2 separate regions of the Homo sapiens genome follow, and region 2 is linked to region 1. A link is an interaction called in ENCODE POLR2A ChIA-PET data of the cell type or tissue named here. Cell type or tissue: Panc1. All regions are shown on one strand. Each heading gives the region's core, and the rest is flanking DNA. Links, peaks and the distances in the headings are about the cores only. Region 1 holds the start of FBLIM1 (filamin binding LIM protein 1). Region 2 overlaps TMEM51 (transmembrane protein 51).

The links. Peaks named below come from ENCODE experiments on the same cell type or tissue, not always from the same donor. Only the 100,000 strongest peaks of a DNase experiment are listed, where the experiment ranks them.
Region 2: POLR2A ChIA-PET joins it to region 1 with 5 read pairs; 1 of 35 experiments calls an interaction of 5 or more read pairs at or near these places.

The regions. Positions count from the first base shown.
Region 1 is chr1:15,758,490-15,762,872 of GRCh38, forward strand. FBLIM1 (filamin binding LIM protein 1) reads left to right here and starts at 306. Exons shown (of 9, transcript NM_017556.4): 1 at 306-359. RefSeq lists an enhancer at 2,115-3,059. In Panc1, for the core only: no CTCF peak of the experiment used is centred there; no DNase peak of the experiment used is centred there; H3K27ac peaks cover 421 bases.
Region 2 is chr1:15,172,856-15,177,238 of GRCh38, forward strand. All of the region lies in intron 1 of TMEM51 (transmembrane protein 51), which reads left to right. Among named protein-coding and RNA genes, the nearest start is that of TMEM51-AS2, 3.4 kb to the left of the region's middle. In Panc1, for the core only: no CTCF peak of the experiment used is centred there; no DNase peak of the experiment used is centred there; H3K27ac peaks cover 1,079 bases.

The DNA.
Region 1 (4,383 bases), core at 107-4,106:
ACTCCCCATCCCTCCCATTCCCCCATCGCCCCCATCCCCATTCCCCCCCATTCCCACCCCCTGGCCTGTGCCAAGGGGGAGGGGAGGCGTCGTCCAGGGAACAAAGGGAGGGGGAAGGGGCGGCGCGGGGCGCGGCCGGGCAGGTTGGGGGGCAGGTAGGGGCCGCTTCCGCGGGGCGGGAATCCCGCGCCCCCTCCCCCCGAGCCTCACCTTTTATGGTAAAGCGGCGCGGGGCGGCGGGGCGGAGGGAGCCGAGGGGGCGGGGAGGGCGGACGGGCGGAGGGGACGGGAGGCCCAGCGGCTCCGGGCTCCGCTGGCTCGGGCGTCGGATCGGAGCCGCCGGGGCGCGGGCGGCCCAGGTAAGCGGGCCGGGTGGGTGGGGGTCGCGTCCCTCCGTCCCTGTCCCCGGTGCACACAGGTGACAGCGCCGGCAGTGCTCGGCCGGAGCCTGCTCGGTCGCCAGCCGGGACCCCCGGCGCGGCGCCCCTGGAGGGGCCTGCGGGTGGGGGGTGCGGTCCTCACGCCCTTTGCGTCCCAGTCTCTTGGTCTCTCTCCCCGGAGTCGGGGAGTCGGCAGGTCCGGGGCGAGGGCTCAGTGAGGCCGGCGGAGGGCCGAGTCCCAGCCCGGGAGCGGGAGCCGGGGACCCGGCGCGCAGGGCGGAAGCTCCCGCACAAAAGGCCGGAGTCCCGCACATGGATCGAATTAAAGCTCCGGCGGCGCCCAGCGGTGACCCCGGCGGCCGCCCTGCTCGGCTGCCTGCGGAGGGTCCCGCGTTTCCGGAGCCCGGGGGCGCTCCAGGCCCCTTTTCCTAGCCAGGGTCAGGCAAGGGGAGGGACGGGTCCCGGGGCTGCTCCTCTCTGGGCCTCACGCGCCCGTCGGGGGCTGAGAAGGTGTGGAGATGGGCGATACCCAGGTGTGTGCCCTGGGATGATCTTGGCGTCGGCCCCTACCCCTCACCTCCCACCCAAGCCTGAGGACCCCGGGGAGAGGCTGGGGCCGCGCCCAGATTCCTGCTCTTAATGACGCTGTAGGTTCTGTCCGGGTCCTGGAGGCACCCCCAGCCGAGCCCAGCCCCCGGGCTGCTTCTCCCTCTCAGCTGCTGCCTAACCAGCTGTCCTTCTCTTTGCACCTTCCAAGGGCCTAGACCCTGAGTCTTCTTTCCTTATATATCCTCTCAGCCGCCCTAGGGACACACTCATTCTCACTTTATGAAAAAACGAGGCCAGAGAGTTTCTGTGACCTATTCGGGGTCACCCCGCAGGAAAGAAGTGGGGCCGCGTGTGAACCCAGCTCTCTACCTCCTCTGTTTCCCTGGGGTGGGAAAGAGGTTGAGGGAACCCCTCCCCTAAGTTGCAGGGTGGGAGGGGTTGGGGCACACCCCGCCACTTCTGCCTAAATTTAATTCCGTACCCAAAGGTAGACTGCTTTATCCGGTCATTAAAGAACAAAGCTGGCCGGGAGCGGTGGCTCACGCCTGTAATCCCAGCACTTTGGGAGGCCGAGGCGGGCGGATTACCTGAAGTCAGGAGTTGGAGACCAGCCTGGCCAACGTGGTGAAACCCCGTCTCTACTAAAAATACAAAAATTAGCCGGGTGTGGTGGCGCGCGCCTGTAATCCCAGCTATTCGGCGGCTGAGGCACGAGAATCGCTTGAACCCAGGAGGCGGAGGTTGCAGTGAGCCGAGATCGCACCACTGCGCAGCCTGGGCCACAGAATGAGACTCTGTCTCAAAATAAATAAATAAATAACAAAGCTTAAGCCGGGTGTAGTGGCTCAAGCCTGTAATCCCAGCACTCTGGGAGGCCGAGGAGGGCGGATCACTTGAGGTCAGGAGTTTGAGACCAGCCTGGTCAACATGGTGAAACCCTGTCTCTACCAAAAATACAAAAATTAGCCAGGGGTGGTGGCGTGTGCCTGTGGTCCCAGCTACTCAGGAGGCTGAGGCAGGACAATCGCTTGAACCTGGGAGGTGGAGGTTTCAGTGAGCTGAGATTGCGCCACTGCACTCCAGCCTCGGCCACAGAGCAAGATTCTGTCTCAGAAAAAAAAAAAAAAAAAAAAAGAACAGAGCTTAGAGGTGGCCCCAGAGGTTTTTTTGTTTTTTTTTTTCTTTGTAGGGAACAAGGAGTAGGAAGGAGGACTGTGGGGGTGACCCCCCCTGAGCTGCACATTCTCTGCCCCAAGGCTGCAGCCTCTAGCTGGTCTGGGTGGCTGGCTGGATCCCTGCCTCCTTCCTTCCTTTGGACAGGAAATGACTTTCCTTCCCTTTGTTCCCACTTTTCTCCACTTATCTAACTGGATCTGTGATTCGCTCTCTGGGGGAGGAAGAGTGGGGGCGGAGGGTCCCCTGGGCACAGCTGACTGGGAGATGGCCCCAGGGAACTTACACACAGCCTGCTCCCAGCTGAATCGGTGGCAGTGGGACGGGAGGGAAGCCGGGGCTCCCTCTCCCGATGGGATTGACAGGGCTTTGAAACTCCCCAGCTTAGACCCCCTGGGGCCTGAGGTCCCTGCAGTCACTGCTTGGGAGGTATAGGGGCTGCCCAGCTGTGAACATCTGGCCTCAGTGCTGGACATTTTCCGAGAAGCCAGGCAGATCCGACTTCCCGGAGGAGTGTAGGAAGGGTCAGGGCTGGGTGGGAGGAGGCAGAGGGCCATCCCGAAGCCCCACAGCAGCCCCTGGGGACCAGCCCGGAACATGCCGACCACAAGATTTCTGGTCTGGATTGGGCCATTGTAGAGTGAGAACAGGCCTGGGAACTTGGGCGACTTTGTGCCACCCAAGGAAGGAAAAGCGTGTCTGGGGACACACTTTTGGATGATGTTCCATTAGAATTCCGAGTGCCATGGATGGCCTGGGAAAGTCACTTAACCTCTTGGAACCTCACAGGGTCCATCTGCAAAGTGGGGGCAGGATGGGCATTTCTTGCAGCTAGATTGAGAGGCTGGTGGGTTTTGAGGCACATATAGTACCTGGCACAGGGCCTGGCACGAAACAAGTGCCTTATCAGCAAGTCGTTTGGTATTTCTTTAAATCTCACATGTACTCTGAACATTGTTGACAAAAATAGATTCTTAAACTTATAACAAAGTGTAAAACTAAAGCCCGTGACAGCCAGCCTAAGCATACGTACTTCCAGACATCATTTCCAAACCCAGAAGCAAAAGACAAGTACTTTAAAATAAGTTTTGAAGCTCTTTCCTAATATATTGGTTTCTTCCTCAGAATAGATATTTTATTGTCAGACTGAGCTATGTATTTTAGCCAAACAACTTAAGGGAATTTAGGAGCACGTGTTATTGTTTTTATTATCATCCATCAGTCGCTGTGAACCCAAAGTGGCCAGTGCACTTTGAGATAAGGAGGGAAGCCTGAAGAGCGAGATAGAAAAGGGGACATTTTTAGCCCTGGGCACAGGCATTGGGTGCCTGCTGAGGACTGATGTGCTCACTGGACTCCCAGCTTTCCCACCCATGGCCCCACCTCAGCCTTGGCCACAGGGACTACTGTCAGCAGGAACTACCTGAGAGATGGGAAATAATGTCCTTTTCCTGACATCAGGGTATCAGGGTGCCACCATGCTCTCTGATTTATGCTTTTCTTTTTTTTTTTTTCGAGACAGAGTTTCACTCTGTCACCTCGGCTGGAGTGCAGTGGCACAATCTCAGCTCACTGCAACCTCGCCTCCCAGGATTCAAGCGATTCTCCTGCCTCAGCCTCCTAAGTAGCTGGGGACTACAGGTGCATGCCACCATTTCTGGCTAATTTGTTTTTTTTTTTTTTTTTTTTTGAGACAGACTCTTGCTCTGTTGCCCAGGCTGGAGTGTGGTGGTGCAATCTCGGCTTACTGCAACCTCCGCCTCCCGGGTTCAAGCAATTCTCTGTCTCAGCCTCCCGAGTAGCTGAGATAACAGGCGTCTGCCACCATGCCCAGCTAATTTTTGTATTTTTAGTAGAGACAGGGTTTCACCATCTTGGCCAGGCTGGTCTTGAACTCCTTACCTCGTGATCCAACCACCTTGCCCTCCAAAAATGCTAAGATTACAGGCATAAGCCTCCACGCCAGGCCAAATTTTTGTATTTTTAGTAGAGACAGTGTTTCACCATGTTGGCCAGGATGGTCTTGAACTCCTGACCTCAAGTGATCGCCTACCTCCCAAAGTGCTGTGATTACAGGCGTGAGCCATCGGGTGGCCAGATCTGGGTTTTGATGCCTGCGCTCTGATATCCTCTAGGCACACAAAGAATGCAGACACCGGTCAGACGCATTGATAGTGAGCTTGTGAGCCAGCCTGTCCTGCCCTGGGGCTATCATCGCTTTCGTCCACCCTTGGCAGCAGGAAACTGCCCCTGGAGAGGGCCAGGAATCGGGGGGTGCCTT
Region 2 (4,383 bases), core at 242-4,241, 590 kb before region 1:
GTGCTGTCGACACTACCTGCTCATTGGTCACTTAGGAGCGGTCTGGGTTATCAGATCAGAAAACGTCGTCGTTATGTGTAAGGTCGGGTGCTGTCTGTTGTTTCAGGCATCCACTGGGGGTCTTGGAACGTATCCCCCGAGGATATGTACTCAGCTGTTAAATGGGCTCAATGCCTACCTTTTTCATGGAGGGTTGTGGGAACCGAATGAGGCCATGTGTAATAAACTTCTGGCAGGTGAAATATTATTGTGCTTAATCCAGTTAATAGTTGTGCCTGGACATGCCTAGGGAGTAGGTCAGATGGGCCCAGCATCTCCTCTTTCTGCTTAGGAATCTGGGGTTTAACCTGATCATATTCTTTTTTTTTTTTTTTTTTTTTTTGAAACGGAGTTTCGCTCTTTTGCCTAGGCTAGAGTGCAGTGGCGCAATCTCGGCTCACTACAACCTCTGCCTCCCAGGTTCAAGCGATTCTCCCGCCTCAGCCTTCCGAGTAGCTGGGATTACAAGCGCACACTACCACGCCCAGCTAATTTTTTGTATTTTTAGTAGAGACGGGGTTTCACCATGTTGGCCAGGCTGGTCTCGAACTCCTGACCTCAAGTGATCCACCCACCTCAGCCTCCCAAAGTGCTGGGATTACAGGCGTGAGCTACTGCGCCTGGCCAACCTGATAGTATTCTTAACACAGATTGTTTTCCTGCCATCATGAAAACTAGACTTGCTTTAAAGTCTTTAGAGTCTCAGTTCATATTCCAGGCATTGTTTTACATAAATATCATCTGTTTATTTTTTCTTTAAGCAAATTTCACAAACTCCATCTAAAAAAAAAAAAACACAAACAAAATTCATCTGTCAAAGAAGAGCCTTTCAACTTCTAGTTCTGTTTATCTAAAAACACCCTTTCTTCAACCTGGAATCTTGGACATTTTGCCACATGCTGAACGTTTCTATGAATTTCTTTTTGTGTCTGTCACCTTGACGTTAGTTGTCACCTTAACTAGGTAAGACTTAGGTTGTGGTCTGCATGAGTAGAACAAGCTAGTTTTTCAAGAAAGCAAGTTGGAAGGTTTCATAACACCTGCTCTTCAATGGGTTAAGGCAGTGCTCCGGGGCCAGGCCATCTGATAAAGGGAGTGGTAACTTTGAAGTGTGGCTTATAAAGAAGCTGTTATTTCCACAGCAAGCGAAAGCAGCAGTAAAGAAAACAGGGTTTTGCAGTTCCGCTGGAAGGAGGTTGGGGAAGGTCAGAAATCAGGGCGGGAACTTCGAGAGCAGCTGTCAGCACTGGGCAAAGGCTGAGACAGGTGAGCATTGGGCATCTCTGAATGACATGCAGGGTTCTGTGCCTTAGACACACTTCTGTAGCCTTCGTTGATAGAATCCCATCATTTTCCTTTTTCTTTTTCTGATGGATTTCACTCTCTTGTCCAGGCTGGAGTACAGTGGCTTGATCGTGGCTCACTACAGCCTCCACCTCCTGGACTCAAGCAAACCTCCCACCTCAGCCTCCTGAGTAGCTGGGACTATGGACACGCTGCCACCACACACAGCTATTCTTTAGTTTTTGTAGAAACCGGGTCTTGCTGTGTTGCCCAGGCTGGTCTCAAATTCCTGGGGTCAGGTGATCCTCCTGCCTTAGCCTTTCAAAGTGCTGGGGATTACTGACATGAGTCACCACACCCAACCCCCTCATTTTCCTATATCGGTCTCAACTCTGAAGTGTTTCAACCTGGAGACCTAGGTAAATTTCATTCGTTATTTGAGATTTTCCTATGTCAGTAAAGGGCTCAGGTTGCCATATAAATATCATACACTGGGTGGCTTACACAATAGAAATTTATTTTCTTGAAGTTCTGGGGGGTGTAGTTTAAGACCCAGCAGTGTTCAATTTCTGGCGAGGGCTCTCTTCCTGGCTTGCAGATGGCCGCCTACTCACTGTGCCCTCACATGAACTTTCCTTGATGCACGTGTGCAGAGAGAGCTCTCTGGAGTCTCTTTTATAAGGGCACTAATCCCATTAGACCACCTTCATGACCTCATCTAACCTGAATTACCTACCCAAAGCCCTATCTCCTAATATGTTGGGAGTTAGAGCTTCATATGAATTTTGGATGGACACAAATATTCAGTCTGGACAGCACCCTACCATCCTTTTGGTCGCTGACACTAAAATCCTCTGTCCCCTTCATCTCTCCTGCCCAAATCAAACTCATCACAAGTTCTTCTCCATTTGTCAACTTTGACTCTAAACTAGGGCCGTAGGCTGGGTGCAGTGGCTCACACCTATAATCCTAGCACTTTGGGAGGCCGAGGTGGGTGGATTATCTGAGGTCAGGAGTTCAAGACCAGCCTGGCCAACATGGCAAAACCCCATCTCTACTAAAAATACAAAAATTAGCTGGACGTTGTGGCGAGTGCCTGTAATCCCAGCTATTCGGGAGGCTGAGGAAGGAGAATAGCTTGAACCTGGGAGGCAGAGGTTGCAGTGAGCCGAGACCATACCACTGCACTCCAGTCTGGGCAATAAGAGCGAAACTCCATCTCAACAAATAAATAAATTAAATAAAATAAAATAAACTAGGGCTGTAAGCTCCTAAGTGGTTTTCTGTTCCCCTTCTATCTTGCCCATCCTCCAAGGTGATTTCTGCCTCAGGGCCTTTGCACTGGCTACCTCTGTGTATTAGTCTGTTCTCATGTGGCTAATAAAGACATACCCGAGACTGGGTAATTTACAAAGGAAAGAGGTTTAATTGACTCACAGTTCCACATGGCTGGGGAGGCCTCACTGTCATGGCAGAAGGTGAATGAGGAGCAAAGTCATGTCTTACATGGTGGCAGGCAAGAGACAGAGCTTGTGCAGGGGAACTGCCATTTATAAAACCATCAGATCTCATGAGACTTATTCACTACCAGGAGAACAGTATGGGGGAAGCTGCCCCCATGATTCAGTTATCTTCACCTGGCCCCGCCCTTGACACATGGGATTCATTACAATTCAAGGTGAGATTTGGGTGGGCGCACAGCCAAACCATATCACTCTGCCTGGGACTTCCCCACCTCCCCAGTCTGCTGCCACCGTGTCAGTCTCAGTGAAAATGTTGTCCTCTCTGAAAGCCCTTTCTTGATCACTCTGTCAAAAGAACCCATCTTCCACCTTGACTCTTACATTCTTCTGTTTTCTTTTCCAGACATCTTGTGATAGGTTATCCCTTTACTTGTTTGTCTCTTTCAGGAAAAGAGAAGCTTTGTGAGAACAGGCCTTTGGCTTGTTCACTTCTGTGTTTGTAGTGCCCAACAACCCAGTGGTTGCTCAGTCAATGTTTATTGAAATGAATGAATGAAGTCAACAGAGATTTGTTGAGGCTTCCTGTGAACAGTCCTATGCCCAGTGTTAGAGGAGTCCCAGAAAAATATAAAAAGCCCCAGAGGCGGCAGTGAGAACACAGGTGTTCAGCCCTGCGTGTTAAACTTTAGTTAGAGAGAGAAAGCGGGAATGAAACCAGCACCCTCAAGACGACTCTAAATGGCCGGTAGCAATTGGCTGATACAAACAACCTGCATGAACAGAACTTGAGAGCCACTCCCCGCTGGCCATGGCAGGAGGCTTCTGGAAGAAAGGGGAATAGAACCGGATGTGGAAGGAGAGGCCTTCAGGATGGGGTAGGGGAGGAGAGAAAGGCAAGACACAGAGAGTGGAGGGCTGCAGAGGCTGGAAGATAGACCCAGGACCGTTTCCCTCCTTGGACATGTTCAGGACATTACTCTGGTCTTCCCCTGAGAGAGAACATGTTTTTCTCCACCCTGCATCATTGGTGCCTGGTACAGGGCCCTGCACAAAGTGCATGGTCAAGGAATTAAAGAATTCAGGTTGGATGAGGTAGTTCACAGCCTCCCTGGGGAGCTGGGGCTTTATCCTGTGGGCTGTGAGGGACACTGAAGTTCTGATAGACACAGTGGCTGGAGGGTTAGCATGGCTGGGCCTGAAAGCTAGGGAAGACTTAGAGGAGTCAGTTATCACCATCAGCCAGGCCTGAGAAGTGAGAAGGAGATGGATGAGGCAGGAAGAATCACTGAAAAGGACTCTGACAAAAAGAAGCAACGTATTTGGGAGCCAACTGAACATGGATATGGGCGGGAGTTGCAGATGTCTGAAAGGAGCCAGTGGGGGATATTAAGGAGAGAGTCTGGCCAGATGGGAGGCAGCAGGGAGTAGTGGGGATTGTGGCAAAGTGGGGTGCCAAGCCCCTTCCCTAGGACAGAGCCATGACTCAGCACCATGTGAGAATTTAGGCCAGAGACGCCAGATTTTCAAGTTTTACATGCAAGATCACCCATGTTCTCAATATTGGCAATTACTCCATATTACATAAAATAAATAACAA